Linked DNA regions of Homo sapiens: region 1 is linked to region 2. The links are chromatin contacts, found by Hi-C or POLR2A ChIA-PET in ENCODE. All regions are on one chromosome and are shown on one strand. Each heading gives the region's core, a stretch centred on a gene start or an enhancer-like site at or near the end of the contact. The rest is flanking DNA. Distances are from core to core; before and after follow the strand shown.

Region 1 (3,465 bases), core at 513-3,012, 46 kb before region 2:
TTGAGTTTGATAGAATTTGGCTACTTTCTTGGAGCAATCAAAATTTATCAGCTCACTTCTCTTCAGCAAACAGGTGGGAATGAGATCATGGAAAGATAAACAACTCTAGAACACCAGATATGAAGTGTAGAAAGAAAAACTTTTAGAGTCGTTGATTTGCAGGCCAGGGGCCTTCCTGCAAGCAACCTTTGGGTTTATCATTGGGTTTATTGTTAATTGGTGAACTATTACACCCCCACAGTGGACCCATGATTATAAGACAGATCCCCACTTGCAGGAATTCATCAAATAAATGGCCTACTCTGCCTTCTGTTAATTTAATCTCCAATCCACAATGCTTCATGTTAGTACTCCTCAAGTAGAAAATGGATGTCATCCATGCTTATGTAATTTCTAGTTGAGCTCTTTAGCTCCAGCCATGCTTATTTGTGAGTCATAATTATGTCTGTGTAAAACACTGCTGCAAGCCCTGTGTGCCTGTGTGGGTGTTTTATGCATGGGTGTAGTCTACAGCCTGGGAAGCTAAACCTGTTGGTGAAGGGATTTTCATTTACCTAAGAGAAAGATCTTAACACTTAATAGAGAGCAGATTAATTTCAGCTGGTTATTTAGATAGAAAATATGGTTTGTTTGTGAGAGTGTAACCGGATGGAGCCACTGTCCTCCTTTCTCCCCAGCAACTCTCGGGGGTTAGGAGTGGGGAGGAGGATCAAAGAACTCATAACTTCTCCCAGGCTGGGCAGTCTGTGGTTAGTTTTTCTGCCTACCTGGTAAAGCCATGGGGTCCTCCACCTCTGGAGCAAGATTAGACCTCTCTTTGAGTAAAGGAGAGCCAAGGAAGTATAATGGATAGGCCTCTGGACCCAGAGCCTGCTGGGACCAGAGTTGTGTGCTCATGGGCAAGTTTCCTTATCTCTAAAATGGAGCAATAATCATATCTATCTAAAGGTTGCTGTGAGGATTAGATGAGTTCATTCATGAAAAGAGCTTACTGCCCTACATGTTGTGGTGCTCAAATAGCTGTCTTCTGAAGGGTTTATGGAACGGTCCTAAAATGGGAGCTGACTCGCTCACTCCCTTGAATCATACAAAGGGATAAGAGGAAGCCTCCTGTGGATATTCTCCTACCCTCCCTCCTCTTCTCCTCAATGTCCCCTCTCTGTAGTAGGCCTCTTCTGAAAGCCCTCATCACCTGGTTGCTCTGCCTTGTGCTTGAGACTCTGGTAAGGGTGATTCCTTCTTTGCCATTTTTTTTTTTTTTTGTGACAGGATCTCGCTCTGTCACCCAGGCTGGAGTGCAATGGCGTAATCATGGCTCACTGCAGTTTCAACCTGCTGGGCTCAAGCGATCCTCCCACCTCAGCCTGCCGAGTGGCTGGGTCTACTCAGGGGAAAAAATTTAGCTACCACACCAGGATAATTTTTTTATTTTTTTTGTAGAGATGAGGTCTCACTCACTATGTTGCCCAGGCTGGTCTCGAACTCCTGGGCTAAAGCAATCCTCCTGCCTGGATCTCCCAAAGTGCTGGGATTACAGGTGTGAGCCACTGCACCCAGCCCCACTTCTTTTCCTTGAGTTGAATTCTCAGGCCGGCTGTAGTGTGTGTTTGTCTTCTGTGAGGCTGTGTCTCTTCCACCCCCACTCCACCCCCATCCCCGCAGGCACCACTGCCTCCTTGCCAGGGCTGATTCTTTTCATCTTGCTCAAGTTCGGGCAGCTCTGTCAAACCCCCTGTTTGCTCTGATGGAGTGTGGGTGACTTCGTGACTGCCTTCCCACCTTATCTGAGACCAGTTTGTTTTCCCCAAAGTGCTATAATTTGCGGCTGGGTGTTTCCTGTTTTTTTGCACCCTCTGGGCATGGCAGGGGGAGCTCAGCAGAGACTATGTTTCTATGTTTCTTCATTAGAAAACCTGAGCTCCGGGCTTATTTCTATCTCAGTTCATCCCTCTGGTGTACCCATTTCCACAGGCTTTGGCTCCCTTCTCCAATTAAGAGTACAGCCCTGGAGTCTTCTCATTCATGTTACTCCAGTTGACTGTTTCACCCAATTTCTCCCCAGCAGCCATTTTCATTCACTGCAGTCAGAAGACAGAAAAGATAAGGATAAAGCATACCGATGGGCTCTTTGCAGATTTAGAATACTGATGAGAATGCTTGGGATTCTATGGCCCATGAGTGAAAGAGTTGGGATTGGTAGCCCTGCCAAGATGCTGTCCTGCTTAGCTCCAGAATCTTATTTTCTTCCTGTACCACCTTTTTGGAGGCTTATGGTATTAGCATGTGCTCCTTTCCTCGTCTGATTGCTGCTGGTGGATTTTGAGGAGTTTTTTTTTTTTTACTTTTTCTGTTACTTCCTTAGGAATTAGCTATGAAGCAACACCATTCCTCCATATTAATCCAAAGGTTACATTTTTTTTTCTTTTAATATGGATGAGACCCAACTCCTTATGAAATAAAAACCCTGACCTTATTAAGCTATAATTCTTTCCTGGGCTGGCTTTTTCTTTACGAGGCTCTGCACATAAACAGCCATACTTCTCCAGCCACCCAATCAAATGGCAACATATTATACCTCCAGCCTTCAAATATCTCCTCAATAACCGAAGTAATGGTAGATCAGGGAATCGGATCAATGTGCCACACTAACTAATTTGCTGTAGCCAGCCACAGAATCAGGTGTCCCTGGAGAAAAAATGATGTAGTACAGTGTTTATCAGTATAGACTTTGGAGCCTGACTGCTTGAGTTCAGTTTCTGTTTTCACCACATACTAGCTAGCTGTGCAAATTTTAACAAATTGCTGTTTCCTGTACCTCTATGTCCTTATATGTAAAACGGGATGATGAGAATTAATTTTACCCACCTCTTAGGGTCCCTATGAAACTTAAATGAGTTATTTTGTATGATATGTTTAGAGTAGTGCCTAGCTCATTGTACCTATTTAATACATAGTAGCTATTATCTTCCTTTCTTCTTCCATTGCTGTTTATTTGTTTAGTGTCTAATCTGGCTATTTCTGGAAAATCCTGGTCTTCACCGACTAGGAGAAGCAAATGTGCTTTTACTTAAAAAGAGTGATCTAGAAATACAGCAGCTTTGCTGGGTATGGTGGCGCATGTAATCCCAGCGCTTTGGAAGGGTGAGGCTGAAGGATCACTTGAGCCCAGGAGTTCAATGTTGCAATGAGTTAGGATCATGCTACTGAACTCCAGCCTGGGCAATAGAGTGAGACCCTCTCTCAAAGAAGAAGGAAGAAGAAGAAGAAGGAGGAGGAAGAAGGGGAGGAGAAGAAAAGACATATAACTGCTCTGCTGATAGGAAGTAGAAATCAGGACAAGAAGCAGAAGAGATGAAATAAGCAGGAATTATTGAAACTGGGTGATAGGTACATGGGTGTTCAATATATTATTGTCTAATTTTTGTGAATATTTATTTTCTATAATAAAACTGTAAAAAGAAAAAA
Region 2 (3,044 bases), core at 292-2,791:
TTTGGTATTTTTAGTAGAGATGGAGTTTCACCATGTTGGCCAGGCTGGTCTTGAACTCCTGACCTTAAGTGATACCCCCACCCTCAGCCTCCCCAAGTGCAGGGATTATAGGCGTGAGCCAGTGCACCCGTCCTCTCTTACCGTTTTAAGTCTTCATCTCTGTATTCTCCCCATAAATTCACGCCTTCCTCAATTGCAACATGTTGTTTTTATTCCTCACACACGCAGTTCTCTCCTCCTGCCATGCCTTTGCTCCCACTGTGTCCGGAATTGGTGAGTTCTTTGTCTCACTGACTTCATGAATGAAACCGCAGACCCTCGCGGTGAGTATTACAGTTTTTAAAGGTAGCGTGTCCGGAGTTTGTTCCTTCTGATATTCAGATGTGTTCTGTTCCTTCTGATATTCAGATGTGTTCGGAGTTTCCTCCTTCTGGTGGGCTCCTGGTCTTACTGGCTCAAGAGTCAAGCTGCAGACTTTCACGGTGAGTGTTACAGCTCACAAAGGCAGGGTGAACCTAGGGAGCAGCAGCATGACTTATTGCAAAGAACAAAAAAACAAAATTTTCAGGGTGGAAAGGGACACGAGCGGCTTGCCACTGCCGGCTCCGGCAGCCTGCTTTTATTATCTGGCCCCACCCACATCCTGCTGATTGGTCCATTTTACCGAGAGCCGATTGGTCTGTTTTACAGACAGCTGATTGGTCCGTTTTGACAGGGTGCTGATTGGTGCATTTACAATTCCTGAGCTAGACACAAAAGTTCTCCACCTCCCCACTAGATTAGCTAGACACAGAGTGTCAGTTGGTGTATTTACAAACCCTGAGCTAGACAGAGTGCTGATTGATGCATTTACAAACCTTGTAGCCAGAGTGCTGACTGGTGCATTTACAAACCTTGTAGACAGAACGCTGATTGGTGCATTTACAAACTTTGCAGACAAGAGGGCTGATAGGTGCATTTACAAACCTTGAGCCAGATAGTGCCGACTGGTGCATCCACAAACCCTGAGCTAGACGCAGTGTGCTGATTGGCGTATTTACAATCCCTTAGCTAGACAAAGATTCTCTAAGTCCCCACTAGACTCAGGAGCCCAACTGGCTTCACCCAGTGGAATCACACACTGGGGCTGTAGGTGGAGCTACCTATGAGTCCCACACCACGCACCCCCCCACTCCTCAGCCCTTGGGCAGCGGATGGGACCAGGTGCCCTGAAAGAGGGGGCAGCGCTCATCTGGGAAACTCAAGCGGCACAGGAGGCCACAAAAAGATGGGGAGACTCAGGCATGACGGGCTGCTGGTCCTGAGCCATACAAATAGCCTGCCAGGAGGCAGTTAAGGCCCAGCAAGAAATTGAACACAGAACTCGTGGGCCAGCACTGCTGGGGGAATCCAGCACACCTTCCATAGCTGCTGGCCCAGGTGCTAAGCCCCTTGCTGCTCTCAGTGCAAGGCTCACCACGCCCACCTGCGTGCAGTACAGGTTCCCGCCCGTGCCTCTCCTGCCGCACCTCCCTGCAACCCAACGCGGCTGCTTCCGGCCTCAGTCAGCTAAAGAGCTCCCACGGTATAGCGCTGAGCCGAAAGGCTTGTCAAGCACAACCAGAATGAGCAGAGGACAAAGAGGAACTGAGAGCAAGTGAAGGGTACTGCCATACCGTTCTCTCTCACTACCACTGTGTCCAGAATTGGTCTGACTTCAACAAGGAAGTTGTTGTTGTCACACGAATGTTACAGTTAAGGAGAGTGTGTCTGGAGTTTGTTCCTTCTGATGCGGTCAGTTTTTCTCGAGAGCTCATGGTCTATGCCGGGTCGGAAGTAAAGACTGCATATACTTCGTGGTGACTTACCGCACTTAAAGCAATATACATTAAAATTGTTTTTTCCTCCTCGTGGGTTCATAGCTTATACTGGCTTCCGGAGTAAAGCTACGTACTTTCACAATTTTTCAGCTCATAAAAGCAGCCTAAACCCAAAAAACATAACCACCACAATATGAAAGTATAGTGGAGCAATTTGGCACTCCTGGTTCAGGCAGTCTGCTTTTATTCTCTTATCTGGCCCCACCCACATCCTGCTGATTAGTTCATTTTACAGAGAGCTGATTGGTCTGTTTTACAGACAGTTGATTGGTCCATTTTCACAGGGTGCTGATTGGTGCATTGACAATCCCTGAGCTAGAGGCAAAAGTTCTCCACCTCCCCACTACATTAGCTAGATACAGAGTGTCAATTGGTGTATTTACAAACCCTGAGCTAGACACAGAGTGCTGATTGGTGTGTTTACAAACCTTGAGCTAGATACAGAGTGCTGATTGGTGTATTTACAATCCCTTAGCTAGACATAAAGAGTCTCCAAGTCCCAACCAGACTCAGGAACCCAGCAGGCTTCACCCAGTGGATCTGGCATTGGGGCCACAGGTGGAGCTGCTTGCCAGTTTCACGCTGTGCGCCCGCACTTCTCAGCTCTTGGGCGGTCGATGGTACTGGGCGCCCCATGGAGCAGGGAGCGGCGCTCGTAGGGGAGCCTCAGGCCGCGCAGGAGCCCGTCAGGAGAGGGTAGGGGAGGCTCAGACATGGCGGGCTGCACGTCCCAAGCCCTGCCCCGCGGGGAGGCAGCTAAGGCCCGGCGAGAAATGGAGCACAGCAGCTGCTGGCCCAGGTGCTAAGCCCCTCACTGCCCGGGGCTTGCAGGTATGCCAGCCGCTCCGAGTGCGGGGCCGGCCGAGCCTACGCCCACCCGGAACTCGCGCTGGCCCGCAAGCGCCCCTTACAGCCCCGGTTCCTGCCCGCGCCTCTTCCTCCACATCTCCCCGCAAGCTGAGGGAGCCGGCTCCGGCCTTGGCCAGCCCAGAAAGGGGCTCCCACGGTGCAGCGGTGGGCTGAAGGGCTTCTCAAGCGCGGCCAGAGTGGGCGCTGAGGCCGAGGAGGCACCGAGACCGAGTGAGGGCTGTGAGGGCTGACAGCACGCTGTTGTATCTCAACTGTCCCTTCACCCAGCTAACTCCCGCTCAGCAGGTGTCGGCCTTTCCTGACCCCCTATGTTAG

Evidence for each region. Hi-C counts contacts between places; a loop is a spot of excess contacts on that map. ChIA-PET counts read pairs that join two places held with the same protein, here RNA polymerase II (POLR2A). Pooled maps may share reads with other maps.
Region 1: a loop to region 2 is called in a map of CD8-positive, alpha-beta T cell, with 7 times the contacts of the local background. The contact joins two enhancer-like sites. A Hi-C loop is called at or near these places in 8 of 168 maps with a recorded cell type or tissue (CD4-positive, alpha-beta T cell, CD4-positive, alpha-beta memory T cell, CD8-positive, alpha-beta T cell and 2 more), 4 of 37 single-sample maps with no recorded cell type and 14 of 50 pooled maps. POLR2A ChIA-PET finds 5 or more read pairs at or near these places in 21 of 52 experiments (CD4-positive, alpha-beta T cell, CD4-positive, alpha-beta memory T cell, CD8-positive, alpha-beta T cell and 13 more).

The regions. Positions count from the first base shown.
Region 1 is chr6:20,364,913-20,368,377 of GRCh38, reverse strand. No RefSeq gene overlaps it. Among named protein-coding and RNA genes, the nearest start is that of E2F3, 35 kb to the left of the region's middle. Within about 2 kb of position 1,762, at least 4 of the 41 ENCODE cell types and tissues checked have a DNase peak (open chromatin) inside an H3K27ac peak, as active enhancers do; they include CD4-positive, alpha-beta T cell and CD8-positive, alpha-beta T cell, where a contact is called at or near this core.
Region 2 is chr6:20,318,673-20,321,716 of GRCh38, reverse strand. It overlaps LOC101928573 (a long non-coding RNA gene), which reads right to left. Exons shown (of 4, transcript XR_007059489.1): 3 at 142-515. Among named protein-coding and RNA genes, the nearest start is that of E2F3, 82 kb to the left of the region's middle. RefSeq lists enhancers at 1,114-1,163, 1,904-1,983. Within about 2 kb of position 1,541, at least 13 of the 41 ENCODE cell types and tissues checked have a DNase peak (open chromatin) inside an H3K27ac peak, as active enhancers do; they include CD4-positive, alpha-beta T cell and CD8-positive, alpha-beta T cell, where a contact is called at or near this core.